Regions from separate parts of the Homo sapiens genome. Here region 2 is linked to region 1. A link is a loop called in an ENCODE intact Hi-C map of the cell type or tissue named here. Cell type or tissue: MCF 10A. All regions are shown on one strand. Links, peaks and the distances in the headings refer to the core of each region. The heading gives the core; the rest is flanking DNA. Region 1 overlaps DAB2 (DAB adaptor protein 2). Region 2 overlaps FYB1 (FYN binding protein 1).

Region 1 (9,236 bases), core at 3,021-7,020:
ATACACCAATAGATAATCCTACCCCAAAATGTCTTATTCCTTAGAAAAGTTAGGTTTAATACCAAGACTTCTATATCCATGCAAAGCCCACCTTGGGATTCTCTTTCTTGTAGTTGCAGGTCTTTTTGCAGTGAATGAGAACCTTGAACTTTTATACTAGGTGAGACAGTTTAAGAGCGCCCTAATGCTAAAAACATCTGTTCATCAGCCCACTCACCTCATGCAACAGCTCTCCAGAGGGGCCTGTGCCAGCCTAGAGCAGTCCACACAGTCGTGTCTTGGTGAGGTCAAATATGACTGAGTAAAAAACAAGAGGCAGCCAAGGGTAAAAGGCATGAACCAATAGTGCACTAATGAGTGATTTTATAGTGGATGTCAGCTGAGGTTGTTCTGGTACAGGTCTTATCTACTAGTCTTCCTTACACTCCCGGAAAGGGAGTGTGTGTGGGTTTGAGACAGAAGAAGGTGTGAAATAGATCAGACGGTAATTTACTCACGGTCCTATTTCATGGATTTCCACTTTCTCTTCACTGTTGTGACAATCCAGAATCTATTATAGCTAACATTTTCTCCACTTCAGACTGGTATGTTTTATAGCTTGCCTCTAATGTCAACTCAAAGCAGGTAGAATAAACCGATGGTACCACATGATATTCTGCCACTCCAGTTTATTGAAATGAGTAAATTTATAGCTTTATTTGCATACAGAAAAGTGCATGAGAAAATAAGTATGTACAAAACAGTTGTGTGGCTGATCATGACTTTCAAAAATTCAACTACCTAGAAATAGTTACCTCCAGTTTAGCACATTTAGGTATTTGGACATTTAAAGTACTATTTCAAGTCTGTGTTTATAGTGACTGAGTAGGAAGCTGATAGAAAATTATGCCATATATGATCAACTATTACCATTAAACATAAAACCACAGGACTTTCTACTTGGGGCTAATCAATAGAGGGTCATGTGGCCCCTGTCTTGTTTAGCTTCTGAGCATCACCCTCTTCTTCCCCCTCAAGGTAACATTGGATGTGGCTGATTAACTCCCACAAGAACCTGAGCATTAAGGGTCAAGAGACAACATTAAAAACCCAACATAAACAAAACAAAACAAAACTTATTTTGACAATAATAAACCCTTCAGAACTGTGCTCACAACAGGACTGAAAATGAACTGGGAACGTTTCCAAGTTGTGAGGAGAAAAATATTGCAGACATTAGATTTTCAATGGTAACCCCAAACATTTGTTCTACAGCTTTTTCTCCCCTCTTATCTTCCTACTAACGACATTGAGATTGTGGCTGCAAGAAAAGTTTTCCAGTTACTTGATAAAGGCCTAGCATGACCCCAAATAAGCACCTAATGTGTTTGGCACAATCACATTTAGCTTTGTGATATGTTGCTCTTCAAAATAGAGTCCTTTGTTGCTGAGTTGAGTTCAATTTCTCTTGAACATTAACTGCTCTTCTGGAACTTCAGCTCAAGAGAGTGGCCTCCTCTTCCACAGGAAGGATATAGGTTGTGCCCATTTGCAATTCTAGTTCTTGGGACTAGCAATTACTGAGAATGAAGAGAGGCTCCAGATCTGTCTGTGAATCATTAGATTTTTTTTTTTTTTTGCCCTGTGAGAGTCTGTTGCTTGTGAAAGGGTGGTAATACTACTTGAACCCAGGAGCAAAACTGACTGAAAAAAGAATCAGAAAAAAAAGGGGAGGAGAGATGAATAATGTTCTTCCCTCATTTGCAATAGCTAGCAAGAAATGGGAGAAAAGGACAATCTTGGCCTTGGGAGAAATTGATCTTCAGAAAGAAGAGAAGCTATCTCTTTAAAAAGGTCCTTAAGTGGTTAGATTCCAAAGTGTCTAAGGAGAAGTTGTAGTTGCTTCAATTTTACTTTAGAAATTCTCTGTAACTGATGGTCTGAAGCAAGATTTCTTTTAAGAAGGTGCCTTGTTCTACTATAACCTTTAGGTTTTATGCTCTGAAACAGAACCCCCAAACAACTCTGAACAATAAGGATTTGAAAATTTATTCAAAACAGTATGATATGAAGGGATGTGGTGGCTGCATCTCCCAACCAGAGGGTAGAAGGCAGGTGTTCTAGAAGGTTCCAGGGACACAAGAGGCAGGGTTCAGTAGGGAAACTACTGTACTTCATTTACACTTAAGCTAGAGAGTTTAGGATCTTAATTTATTTAAAGCCATAGATTCAGTTTAGCTTTAACCTAGACAGAAAGTGAAAAGCATTTTACAAGTAGAAGAGGCAATGAGAAATAAGGCAACAGATAATACGTCAAAGCTGGAACAAGGGCAGAAATCAGAACGTGTCTGGCTATCAGCTTTGTTTTTGACTACTAAGGCCAACCTTTTTATTCCTCTGGATGGTCTGCAGACCAAGTTCCTAGAGAGGTATGGAGAAGAAAGAAACTTGTGGTTAGAATTTTTGAACTGAATATCAATGTATTAAATATCAAGTCATTATTAAAGATGTCAGTAATAGTATCTCCTAGGGCTGATGTGAGGATTGATGAAGATGATAAATGTAGAGCATCTAATAAAATGCTTAGCGCAAGTGCTCAACAATGTTAGTTATTTTATCCCATGAGAGTTCCCCTTACCCAATCTATTGATGTAGCAGGTTGACCTAAACTATCCTTCCTTCATGACCTAAAGAAGGAAGGACCTCCAAAGAGAAGTCTAGTTCATTCAATTTAGTCCATACAATCCATCTTGACTCTGAGTGTAGTTTACTCCTTCTATTGGTTTGGGTATATCTCCCCTTGAATGGAAGGTGAGAATGATCTCTGGTAAGACTTCTAGCTCTTAAATATCTACTTACTGCTTTATTACCTTTAGAATCACCTGCACTCTTGTTAAAAGGAAGCATTTCCTTGGCACCAAAGAGAAATTCCTTAGGGCTGCAGTAGGACCCAGGAATTTGCATTTTTAATGATTTACCCAGTTCTCTGAAGCAGTTTATGGAAAGGTACTACAGGAAACACAGTCATTGTAGAACTGGAGTTGAGGGAAAATGATCCAGATGCCTATAAGCTCAATCTTATTGTTTTCGCCACGTTTAAGATATCTATCTATTAAAAATAATTACATTCTAGATGAGCCAAATCACAGTTTAGTAGTCCTGTTTGGATGAGACAAGATTGGAAAAAAAATGGGCTTGGTTTTTGTTGTTGTTGTTGTTGTTTTTCATTATTTCTATTGTTCTACCCCTACCAGCTGGCCTACCTGCTCTAAAATGGGGAGAGCGTTCCTTTCCCTACTAAATTCAGTCTTTTGAGATCAGAATAAAGTTGCTGTCACCTTCTGTAGAGAAAGAGTTACACTGAGCCCTCCCAGGATTTCAGCTGAGGGTGATTCTACCTAATCACTTATCTAAGATAAAGTTCATGAGACAGAAGAATCAACCTTCAGACTCATTTTGAGCTCCTACTGCCTATGAAGGAGATCTTTAATAGTTGTTAAAACTTTCAGATTTAATACCATCAGACTCTTTCAGACTAACTTTGAGATTGCTCACAGTTAAATGGTAGAGAAGTAATGATCATAATCTGTTTTGCTGACTTGGTGGCTTCAGAAAGTCAATGGAATCTGAACCCTTTATAGGAAACCAAATTATTACTAGGTTGTTTTGCAACCACTTCAATATGAAAGTAAAAAGGTTAGAAACCTGTGATGTGTTGTTTTGAGTTTTACTTCCCACACAGAACTGAAAAACCAAGAACATGGAATAAGATAAAAATCCACATCCCCAAGGGTATATTACTATTTTTTGATGTGTTTAGGAATTCTATTCTTAAGTGCCCAGCCTAGTCATTATTGAATGATCTCAGTAGAGATTTTCCTGTCGATTACTCCTAAATTATAGATATTTACCCTCTTCCCAATTCTAAAATTAAAATTTCACTCTTTATTCCATGTCACCCTTTCTCACAAAAACCCCTGAGACAGGCTTATTAGGATCTTCTACTTACAGAATTTAGGCAAAAGGATTTCCAAATGGATCCCTATACATCTCAGAAGATACAGGTTGAGAAGAAGCCACCTAAGAAGATAAAATCATCTAGTCAATAAATACAGTTACAGTCATAAGAAAAAAATCGCAATGAAGACTTCCAAAATTCTTTTAAAAATCGCTTAGGTCATAGGCCAATCAGCCAATCAAACATTATATGGGGCTTACAGTGTTTTGTTTTCATCTGCTTGCAGATGGCAGTGTATATTATTTATGTGAAAATCAAGGTTCAGATGCATTTCATTTGCCTCCCCGAAATGGGAAGTATTATTTTCACAGGCTATAGAAATATTGTTGGAAAATTAAGAACTTAAATTTTTGAAAGGTTTTCAAGACAGTATTTTGGCTCAATTTTCTCCCGAAATGCTTTCATGGGTCAGGTTAAGTGAGATATGAAGGATGTTTTCTATGTGATATTATTTCTCAAATTCAGAAGATAATAGTTCTTGTGCAAATAATCTTTCTCCAGTTTAAATGAATGTTTATACTGTGAAGGTTCTTGGTGACAAATCTTAGCTAAACATGTTTTACCATCAAAAAGCTATTATAGCCAGGTGCGGTGGCTCATGACTGTAATCCCAGCACTGAGGGAGGCCAAGGCAGATGGATCACTTAAGGTCAGGAGTTTGAGACCAGTCTGGCCAACATGGCGAGACCCCATCTCTACAAAAAAATACAAAAATTAGCCAGGTGTGGTGGCACGTGCCTATAGTCCCACCTACTCAGGAGGCTGAGGCAGGAGAATCCTTTGAACTCAGGAAGTGGAGGTTGCAGTGAGCTGAGATTGCACCACTGCACTCCAGCCTGGCCGACAGAGCAAGACTCTGTCTTAAAAAAATAAATAAATAAATAAAAGCTATTATAAAAGCAAGGTTAATTCAGGAGGCTGGAGCTCTATGTGGCATGTACTTTGGAGAAGAGCTTCTAGTAGTTCATACTTACAGAGGCTTGTGATGAACCAAAAGAATCTTTAAAGAAAGGGTTCTCAAATGCATTGTCAGTAGATTTGGTAACTGGCAGGGAAACTTGTCTGGGAGCTGGCTTTGGTGGTTCTAGAAGGTAAAAAATCCAGGCAATCAGTAGACAAGCTTTCCCCAAATATAGGCCAGTCCCCGAGTCAGCTTATTTTTGAAGTTTAGTTCTATACTTTTGAAATTTACATCAGTGGAACAAAAATCAACACCAAATACTAGGTACCCCAATAATTATTATCCTTCTCGGAAGAGAAAGCCATGCATATTTATCTGAAGTGGAAGAGATTCAGAATCCCCTCATTTTAAGCTGATGGGACATGGATGACGCCTTATTACACAGCCCTCCAAGAGTCACCAGTCATCACATTTCAATAGCTCATGGCAGCCCTTTTAAGATTTATCACTAGAGGGCAGCATTGGGTCAGTCCTCAGAAATGACTAAGGTAAATAGTTATCACCAAAAGGTAAATGGTTAAGTTGTCTCCGTAACCCTTGATTACCAACAGAAGCAAGAGCAAAGCTGTTGGCGGGTGGGAGAGGGTTCATTTGGGGAACTCATTTAGGTCCATGTGGCAGTGGAGATAGTTGTTGGAACAGTAGGCAGAGTGGTGAGTGGCTTACCATTGATCTTGTTCAATAGTTGATTAGCATCAAAGTCATCATGGTCTGCATTCTCCTGAGGAATGCCAACCTTGCTGTTGAAATAACTGGCAAAGGCACTCAAAGTCCCAGAAGAAGTCTGCTCTCCCTTCCGCGCGGGCACAGCAGGTGGCTGCCGCAGTTGGAAATCCTTAAACATTTCTTTCACATCCTTGATCTCTTTATCCCCAAGTGGGTCTAAGGCAGTGAAGGCATCACTGGAGATGTCCTTGGGAGGGCCAGCTCTGGGAGGTGGCTGAGGAGGAGTGACCAGGAGAGAGGAGTGCATGGATGGGGGCTGAGTGGACACAGCAGGAGCTGGAAAAATATTGCTCTGAAAAGGATTCCCCAAAGGGCTTGTTGTTGACCAAGCATTGGGTGCCACAGATGCAGAAGGGCCCCAGACAACAGGCACTGGAGGGGGAGTTGAGGCTGCAAAGGGTGAAGGCTGGTTCCAACCTGAAACAGCTGGACTTGTACCAAAAATGACGGGCTGACTAAAACCTGAAGGTTGACCACCCATCATGGCTCCCGGAGCCATTGAAGGGGACTGATTGAAGACCAAAGATGCTGTGTTCCATGGTCCTGCCTGAGGGAGTGTGACAGTTACACCACCTGAAGTAAGAGGAAGAAAAATACTTATCAGGAGTCAAGCTTGAAGAAGATTCTTGAATTTCAGAGAGCACAACTCTCTGGAAAGCCTCTCCACAGCTAACACCTCCATTGAGCCCTGAGGCTGATATGGGAAGAATATGACAGATTAATCACTGTAAAAGTTAGCCAGCTAACACTGTATAGTGAGCATTCAAATGCTGGTTGCATTTTGAGGCCCATGTTCTTCCTACCATGTCTTTTTAACTTTCCTGATTAGAAGGGTAGTACGGTCCATAAGTATCTACTCATCAAAAAAATAAGCCCTTATCATACAGACACTAGTTGTCTGATACATCTCAAACAACTAGAACAGAGCCTGTTAATAGCAGGAACTTATTTAAGTGAATATATTTTTATGCATGAACCATGCTGATTATGATGTAGTTAATTAAGATAATCCATTGGACTCTCTGAGTCACAGATTTGATCTTTTCATTTGGCAACTGGCTCACGTCTGGAGTCTTATGGAAACCAGCAATCACACATGTGCACAAGACCTCAACATGCTTGCATCCTGAAGAAACCATTTCAAAGTTTCTTCACTTTTTATTGCTGCCAAGACTGATACAGCTATATACATAAAGGGAAGATAAAGTTTGGCCAATGCCAAGATAGTTTTAGACGTTTATATATAAAAATGGAAGAAAGGATGTTATCCTAGGAAGACTGTTTCAAATAAAAGTGCTTCCTGCCATGTGCCATTTGCTAAACCTTGCCAGAAGTTAGAACAGAGAATTTAAAAGAGGAGAGAGGACAATGGGAAACAAAAATCTTTCAAGGTAACTAATGGCCTGTGTTGGGGCATCTGATCTTTGTGGTGAATGGCTCCATCTCCTACGACCTTGCTATGTCATCAGGAATTCGTTAAATCGCCAGAATCCAGGCCTCTCCAATGATGGCCTCTGATTCTTGAGAGGCTCGCTCCCTGCATCTTGTTCTAATATACAGGGCACTGTCTTTCCTGCCTCTTTCCAAGTGCATTAATGATTCAGTTAAACTCACCGCTAAGAAGGAAACCTAAATTCAGCCTCATATCTATTAGTGGGTGATGCTTCGCTCTTGAAATCTACTTGCTTTGAGCTTTGGTGCATGGCATTCTTTAGTTATGAAAGTTTTCTTCAGACCTGGGTTAGGGACGTTTATGTTTCCAAGAGGGAATACTTTGAAAATGGTATTTAGGAGTGATGGAGCACAAGATTATATCTTCGAGCTTCTTAGTCTGAGACATTGGTATTACCTGACTCCATTCTCATCATGCATGCTGGCCATCTGGCCATGGGCACACATGGTGTACTCACAGAGAGTGGTGGGTTTCAGAACAGGCCATTTCACTTAATCAGCATGCTTTTTGGAGGTGAGGAAACTGGGTGCAAGAATATTCATTAAAATTGGGAAGGTCATAGTCTGGGATGGTAGAAACTGAAAATCAGGCACACTGGCTCTAAATCCGGCACCCCATTCTCCTGTTCTGCTTCCTTGGCAGCAAGGCATGGGGCAATTTTAATTTTCAAATGCTATGTTAATTCAAATACTTATTTCACGGATACAGAAATTAGACTTCATTTTCACTGAAGAATATACTCCTTTCATAACAAATCAAGAGAAAAGTTATATTCTACAATACAGGCTCTAAAAATGGGTTTAGTTTGAACAAAGTTGTTGCTTGTATTTTAAAACACATTCAATTAAATTGTATTAACAGAAGCCAGATCACTTGCTAATAATTTCCACCAGTTAGCTGTGCAAAAAGGAGGGTAGAATTTTATCATCTTTCATGTTGGACAACTTGTCTTCATTTAGGAAAATATCATATTAGTGAGAATGGTATTTGTAAAAGAGAAAAATATTAGGGCTGGGCGCAGTGGCTTACACCTGTAATCCCAGCACTTTGGGAAGCCAAAGTGGGAGGACCACTTGAGGCCAGGAGTTCAGAACCAACCTGGCCAACGTGGCGAAACCCTGTCTCTACTAACATACAAAAATTAGCTGGGTGTGGTGGCGCATGCCTGTAATCCCAGCTACTAGAGAGGCTGAGGCACTTAAACTTGGGAGGCAGAGGTTGCAGTGAGCTGAGACAGCACCACTGCACTCCAGCCTGGGTGACAGAGTGAGACTCTGTCTCAAAAAAAAAAAAAAAAAAAAAGGAGAGAAAAATATTACATTTGCCAGGAATTCAAGGCTTTCCCAGTATATACTTATACCAGTCTTCATTCCTACCCACCAAATCCCCACATTGTGTTTTAACACATTGAACACATTGAACACATTGACAAAGTAGGGGCAAGGAATAAGGAAAAAGGGGACATGGGTATAGAACATTAATTTTATTACCTTCTGAGGCTAGATTAAAATACAAGCAAGTTGAATCTGAGGGCTCAGCTTTCTACAATACCCTCTCCCCACCCCCCCAGTTCTCCAGGGGAGACAGTCCCCCAGCTGGGTCTAGCGGAAGCCAGACCTACAACCTTCCATGGTTTGGCTGAGGATCCCTGCTAGTGGACAGGGACTATACTGTAGAGCTCAGTTTGAGTCCCATGTCCAAACTTGGAACAATCATCAGTATTCTGCAGTTGTATACCCCAAGCCCTCAACAGGGGCACCTAGCCAAAAAGCTTCACTTCGTCTGAATAAATAAACAGTTATAGGGTCCAGCTGTATTTTCAGGCTGACTTGTTAAATATTGGCTGCAAAAATTCTTAAGGGCATTGATATCAGATAAAAAGCTCTGTGATGTGATCTCGCTGCAGACATTGCATTGCAAGCACTCTGGTCTTCTGTGAGGGAAGGGTACCAACCAGCTCCACTTGGGGGTGCAAGGAAAAGAGCAACGCAGAAAGGGGGAAGCCCCCAAGAGACATGAAGTCTTTAGAGAGAGCCTCTTGATGGGGTAAATGCGAGCAGAGACCTGGGACAAGCTGGCTTTTCATACCCTCACGGATT
Region 2 (6,618 bases), core at 1-4,000, 230 kb before region 1:
GCCTCCCAAGTAGCTGAGACGACAGGCACGTGTTACCATGCCCAGCTAAACTTTTGTACATATGCCTGTGTGTGTGTGTGTGTGTGTGTGTGTGTGTGTGTCTGTGTGTGTGTATTTAAATTTAAAATACAATATAACTTTGGCCTCAACTACTTTATTTTCAAAGTTATTTAGGATTGCTGATTCTCACCTGTCTCGAATCTTTTATGCTATTAAGACATCCAGACTTGAATGATATGATTGCAAGTTACTTCTGGGAACAGCTTTAGGAGTAGGCAGAACAGACTGCAGATGATAAAGTCCACCTTGTCTTTTTTTTTTTTTTTTTTCTTTTTTTGAGACGGAGTCTTGCTCTGTCGCCCAGGCTCACTGCAAGCTCCGCCTCCCAGGTTCACGCCATTCTCCTGCCTCAGCCTCCCGAGTAGCTGGGACTGCAGGCGCCCGCCACCACGCCCGGCTAATTTTTTGTATTTTTAGTAGAGACGGGGTTTCACCGTGTTAGTCAGGATGGTCTCAATCTCCTGACCTTGTGATCTGCTCTCCTCGGCCTCCCAAGGTGCTGGGATTACAGGCGTGAGCCACCGCGCCCGGCAAGTCCACCCTGTCTTCTAAAATTCCTTCCTTGATCCCAATTAGAGATTCCACTCTACACCCTAGGGAGAATTGTAAACCTTAGGGAAGCCATTGCTCCCCGCTGCTCTAATGCCCGGCTCCTGCAATTCTTCCCTTTCTCCACCCTTATCATTATATGTATATTATATGTATTTTTTATATATATATATATATATATATATATATATATATATATATATATATATATATTTGTAGACGCAGGGTTTCATCATATTGCTCAAGCTGGTCTTGAATTCCTGGATTCATGTGATTGGCTCACCTCGGCCTCCCAAAGTGCTGGGATTATAGGCATGAGCCACCATGCCCAGCTGGCCTTTTACTTTATTGGCTATTCATGCATTTAGCTTTTAATTATCAGCAGGTTTTTTTTTTTTTTTTTTTTTTTTTTTTTTTTTTTTTAAAGAAGGAGGAAGAAATCTACATGACACATTAAACTTTGTTCTATACCTGCCTTACTGGGAGTAAAATCTTGCGGCCTTTTCTCTGGAACATGTCTTCCTATATTTAACCCACGAGGAATTTGAAAACTGACTTGTTTAAGCCAACACTTTCCAACTAGTGTGAGAGAAGACTATCTGGCAGCTGGCTACTGATACGGCAAGTCTCAAGTTTCAGAACATTTTAAGCATCTCTAATTAATGAAAAGGTTATAATGGTAAATTCTTACTTTTCCTCCAATTTTACAGACAAAAAATAAAACACACACATAAACAGAAACCAAAAAACCCTTTAAACTAACTATGAATGACTTCAGGGTAAGAACTGTTGAACCTTCCCTTTTCTAACCTTAGTCACTTCCCATTATTTACTATTTTTTATTACATCACTTTTCCTGTCTCATTACTATTAATAACCATGTAATTTGTTTGATATGCCAAAACACAACCATTGATTCTGTTTCAATATGAAAAATTATGATGTTAAAATTATAATTTAAAAAGGTACCAAGAAATGTATTACACTAAAAGGTGTTGATTTGAACATTAAAAATGATAAACATGCTCTTTTGACCCATTTCATTTTCTCTTCAAATGCCTGAGTAAAAATAGCAGAAAATGTAACAAACTGATTTCTGACCACTAGGTGGGGAAACAATACAATTTAAAATACAATATAACTTTGGCCTCAACTACTTTATTTTCAGTTATTTAGGATTTCTGATTCTCACCTGTCTGGAATCTTTTACACTCTTAAAACATCCTGACCTGAATGATATGATTGCAAGTTACTTCTGGGAACAGCTTTAGGAGTAGGCAGAACAGGCTGCAGATGATAAAGTCCACCCTGTCTTCTAAAATTCCTTCCTTGATCCCAATTAGAGATTCCACTCCACATGCTAGGGAGAACTGTAAACCTTAGGGAAGCCATTGCTCCCTGCTGCTCTAATGCTTGGCTCCTGCAATTCTCCCCTCTCTCCACCCTTACCATTTTTCCCTCTTGACTGGATCTTTCCATCAGCCTACAAAAGTGCTGTTATTTCCATCTTTAAAAAGGCTCTTGATCTCATTTCTCCCATCAGTTACTGTCCCATTTCTTTGGTTGCCCTTTCTTTGTAAAGGAGTTGTTTATATTTGCTCTGTCCAATTCCTCTCCTTTCATACTCTTTTAAAGCCATTTCAATCAGCCTTGTATCGCCACCACTCCTGACAACTTCCCCTGCACTGACCTCCACAGTCCTCACTTTTTGGCCTCCACCAGCACCTGACACAGTTTCTCACTGACTCCTCCTTGGATGCTTCCTTTCCTGGGCTTCCAAGACCCCGGCGTTATTGATTGTTCCTGTTATTCTCCTTTGCCCCTTCTCCTCCTCCCAGGCCTCAGAGAGTTACAGTGCCCCAGAGCTCAGTTCCTTTCTTCTCTGTTTACACTCCCTTCCTTGGTCATCTTAACCAGCCTTATGACTTTCAGTGTGAAATGTGTTCCTATTTCTCTCCTATTTTAAACCCAGAACTTCTTACCCAATTGGATGCTTAAAAGGTACCTCAAACTTAACATAGCCATGACCTCCAGATCTTCCTCACCTTTGTTAAACAAAACTTGTTCACCTTTGTTAAACAAAATCTAGGAGGCCATTTTTTTTCGACTAAATTCCCGCACTGGGCCCCAGAAGACCAGATTAAAAATCAAAATGGAGTCACCCACGCTCACCAAACTGAAACTGAGTTGTTATCTGGCCTTTTGGGAAATCAGGAGAGAGAGAGAATGGCCTAGCTGCCTGAAGAGGCCAGTTTTCGCTTTCTGTCATAATAATGAAGCTCTGTTTTAATCTTTACAGGAAAGACTGACCTGAAGTACCTGATGTTAACCAACCCATTATCTTTCTATTGTTCTATCTCCCTGTACCTGCCTTACAAGGAAAGTAACTTTGAAATGACCAATCCACTTTTTGGTTTTTGTTTCTGCTTTCTTTAGTTCTTTTTGTTTATAAAGCCAACCTCCTCTGCTTCAATCTTTGGAACACTTACTTTACTTTATGGAACAAAGTGTTGCCCAATTTTAGACGTGCAAATAGAAACTCTTGAGATCTTTAGATCTGTTGTGATTTTAACATCTTCATCCTTTGACATCTTCAGCCTCCTCATGGTGGTGCTTGGGCTGATGGAAGCATGATACTTACAGTTGCTTGGGCCAAAAACACTGGAACCACCCATTCTAGATTCCCATTTTCCTTCATACACTAAATCCAAATTCTTTTGTCTCTCTCTTCAAAATACACCCAACATATGGACACTTCTCACCACCTCCACTGTTCCCATCATGGTCAGTGCTACTGCATACCTTGCCTGCATTTCTGTGATATCTAACAGATTTCCCTGCTTTGACAATTGTCTACCTACTGTCTCTTCTCAGCATAGCCATTAAGGTGATTTTTATAAAGCACAAGTCAGAAAATGTCACTGCTCTGATGTAGCTCTTTGAGTGGTTCCCATTTCACTCAAGATAAGCGCTGCAATCTCTATCATGGCTTACAAGGCCCTACATAAGCTGACTCTTTCCCTACCATTCCTTCCCTTGCTCTCTCTACCTGCGCTCTGTGCCTAGAACAGTCTTCCTTCATGTCTAACTCCCTTACTTCCTTTGAATCTTTGCTCAAGTATCATTTTCTATTAGGTTGGTGCAAAAGTATAAATATATACTTCTCTCAAGCAGCAACATGCTGTCCCCAATGCCACCCTCACACTCCACCTCCACCACTTACCTCTGCTCCGTTTTCCCTTTAGGAAATATGTTAGGAAGTATCAAGTGCTAATACCATATTCTTTACCTGTTTATTATTTATTTATTTTTGAGATAGGGTCTTGCTCTGTCACCCAGGCTGGAGTGCAGTGGCACAATTATGGCTCACTGCAGCCTCGACTTCCTGGGCTGAAGCAATTCTCCTGCCTCAGCCTCCTGAGTATCTGGGTCTACAGGCATGCACCATCATGCCCAGCTAATTTTCAAATGCTTAGTAGAGACAGGGTCTCGCTATATTGCCCAGGCTGGTCTCAAACTCCTGAGCTCAAGCGATCCTCCCACCTCTGTCTTTCGAAGTGTTGGGATTACAGGTGTGAGCCACCATGCCCAGCCCTGTTTATTATTTTCATTTCTTTAGTTTCTTGGTCCCTGCTTTGCAGGGGTCTTTGTTTGTTTACTAATATTTCCTGAACTCCTATTACAAAAGCACAATGTAGTGGCTCAAAAAATACTTGTTGCATGACTGTAAAGGAAATCTATTAGATCTTGACTTGAGAGTGGTCTTTGATTAGAAAAGGGAGGAACGTTTGCAGGTTGGCAGAGGGAATGTTTGGGAAATACTCATGTATGTGTTTTGAGGACTGGTGCTGTGAGAAGCACAGAAACACCTATATCTTTCACAATTCTTCTTACAGACTACCCCATACATTGCCCCTTCATGTGAAATATAAACTTTTGAGCCCAAACATCAAGGCCCATTTTGGTTTCATTTCCTCTATGTATTTCTAGCTTCCCCTTCTTGGGGAAAATTTTCTAACCCAGAGATTTCTTCGTTGTGGAATTTACTTGAGCTTTCTGATGGGAGCTTGAAAGTCTTTCACTATACATATTTTCCCTTTTGAAAAAGTAGCTGGATATCATGGAGGATTAGAGGCTTTAAACTGACATCCATAAATTCAAATGCCTTGAAGGGTGTGCAGCCCATTAATATAAATGCACAACGCAGGTCATATGTAAGATAATAGCCAGGAAGCTGCTCTAGCACCTTCTACTTACTATCCTTAAACCCCCAAGAAAGCATATTAAAGTTAAAAAATGGTGGTGTTTTTCCATGACGAATATGTTTTCTATCCTTTCCCTAAATTGTAGTCATCAAGCATGTCAGGGAATCTGTCAATCCAATATTGTTATTAACAGTTTCCATTACATGGATTATGGATATTAAGTATTTTGTTGTAAGGAACATCAATCTGGTAGGGGAATTTAAGTGAAGGAAAATCAAATTGTACTAAATATGTTGAGATATTACTTATTTGTGATAAAGGAGAATCATGTTAAGCAATTTTCTACAAGAAGAAAGGGAATATCTAGTCCATTTTGTCTTAAGGATTTATGCTTGCCATTGTCTGAATATTCTTAAAATGACATTCCATTTTATTCCAACCTGCCACTCGCTTTTTCCTTTACCAACTTTTCTATTAAATCCTGGATAAAGAGCCCATGCATAGCAACCCCTACAGTGCTGACATTTCTGAAAAATATCATCTAAGAAAATTCAAGCAAGAGCAGGCTTGAATAAAAGTTTCCTAGATGTTAACGCCCAGCCAAAAATTCTGATGGATGAGAGAAAATCTGTATTATTGTTTAATTAAAGGAGGCTATTTAGCATAGTAGTTTAAAGCACACTTACTTTGGATTCAGACTACATTGGTTGAAATTTTTATTCTACACTATTTTGTGGTCTTGGAGAAGTTACTTGGCTTCTTTGCAGAGCTAAAGTTCCATTTCCTCATCTGTGAAATAATGATGATACTATCTAATCAATAAGGTTATAGAGATGATATATGTAAAAGTCCTAGCACCTCATAAGCAGTCAGTAAAAATATGGTGATGGAGTGGTGGTGATCGTGATAGTGGAGGAGTTGGAGATGTTGATAGTGGAGGAGTTGGTGGTTCTCAAGAAAGCTTCAGAACTTTTTAAAAAACAGTGGAAATTTGCTTCTATAAAGGCTTAAGGGGAAACCCAACATAAAACAGATAAATAAGAATGGCTCAGAACTGAGCAATTCTAGGGGTATTTGCACTGCCAGCTTGGCCAGCTCGGCCAGCTCAGCCAGCTCTTCTCCCTGCCAGCTGCCCACTTTTGTAGACCCAGAAGTTTCCCATGGAACTCTCAGCATTTGACCAAGCACAGTTTGAAAATCTACGGCAAGAGACTAGGAAAGAAATCGCAAGATAATCTTTTGCTTACTTTAGGTCAAACGGAGGTTTAATGTTTCTGGGAGGTAGGCTTGGGACTGGTGGTTGTGATGGGTGAGATGCTGGCAATGGTGGTTGGCTGGCCGGATGGGATGGTGGAGGTGGTGGCAGGGAAGTTGTTGAGTAAGACGTCTGGCCTTTGCTAGTACCTAAGAAGCAAAGCAAACAATACCATGAATTAAGACAAATCTTCAAAAAGAAGATTGTTAATTGCAAACATAGTTGGCTACAGATAAAATAATTTGGCAAAAATTAACAACTGGCTATATGGAATTTTCAATAAAGAGTATGTTTATTTTATTATTATTACTACGTTGTGTGCTGTATATCTTTTGTGAGACAGGGTCTAGCTCTGCTACCCAGGCTGGGGTGCAGTGGCTCCATCATGGTTCACTGTAAGCTCAGACTCCTGGGCTTTCGAGATCTTCCTGCCTCAGCCTCCTGAGTAGCTGGGACTACACGCGTGCACCACAATGCCCATCTAAATTTTTTTTAAAATGTTATACTTTTTGTAGAGATGAAGTCTTGATATGTCACCCAGGCTGGTTT

Evidence for each region. Peaks named below come from ENCODE experiments on the same cell type or tissue, not always from the same donor. Only the 100,000 strongest peaks of a DNase experiment are listed, where the experiment ranks them.
Region 2: a loop joins it to region 1, with 15 times the contacts of the local background. A loop is called at or near these places in 8 of 110 quality-filtered maps.

What each region holds. Positions count from the first base shown.
Region 1 is chr5:39,371,026-39,380,261 of GRCh38, forward strand. It overlaps DAB2 (DAB adaptor protein 2), which reads right to left. Exons shown (of 15, transcript NM_001343.4): 12 at 5,625-6,257; 13 at 4,972-5,081; 14 at 3,989-4,059; 15 at 652-2,400. The coding sequence ends at 3,994. Among named protein-coding and RNA genes, the nearest start is that of C9, 11 kb to the left of the region's middle. In MCF 10A, for the core only: a CTCF peak has its summit at 5,411 (motif pointing right); a DNase peak (open chromatin) is centred at 5,406.
Region 2 is chr5:39,147,387-39,154,004 of GRCh38, forward strand. FYB1 (FYN binding protein 1) reads right to left here. Exons shown (of 19, transcript NM_001465.6): 3 at 6,062-6,218. Among named protein-coding and RNA genes, the nearest start is that of FYB1, 69 kb to the right of the region's middle. In MCF 10A, for the core only: a CTCF peak has its summit at 1,707 (motif pointing right); no DNase peak of the experiment used is centred there.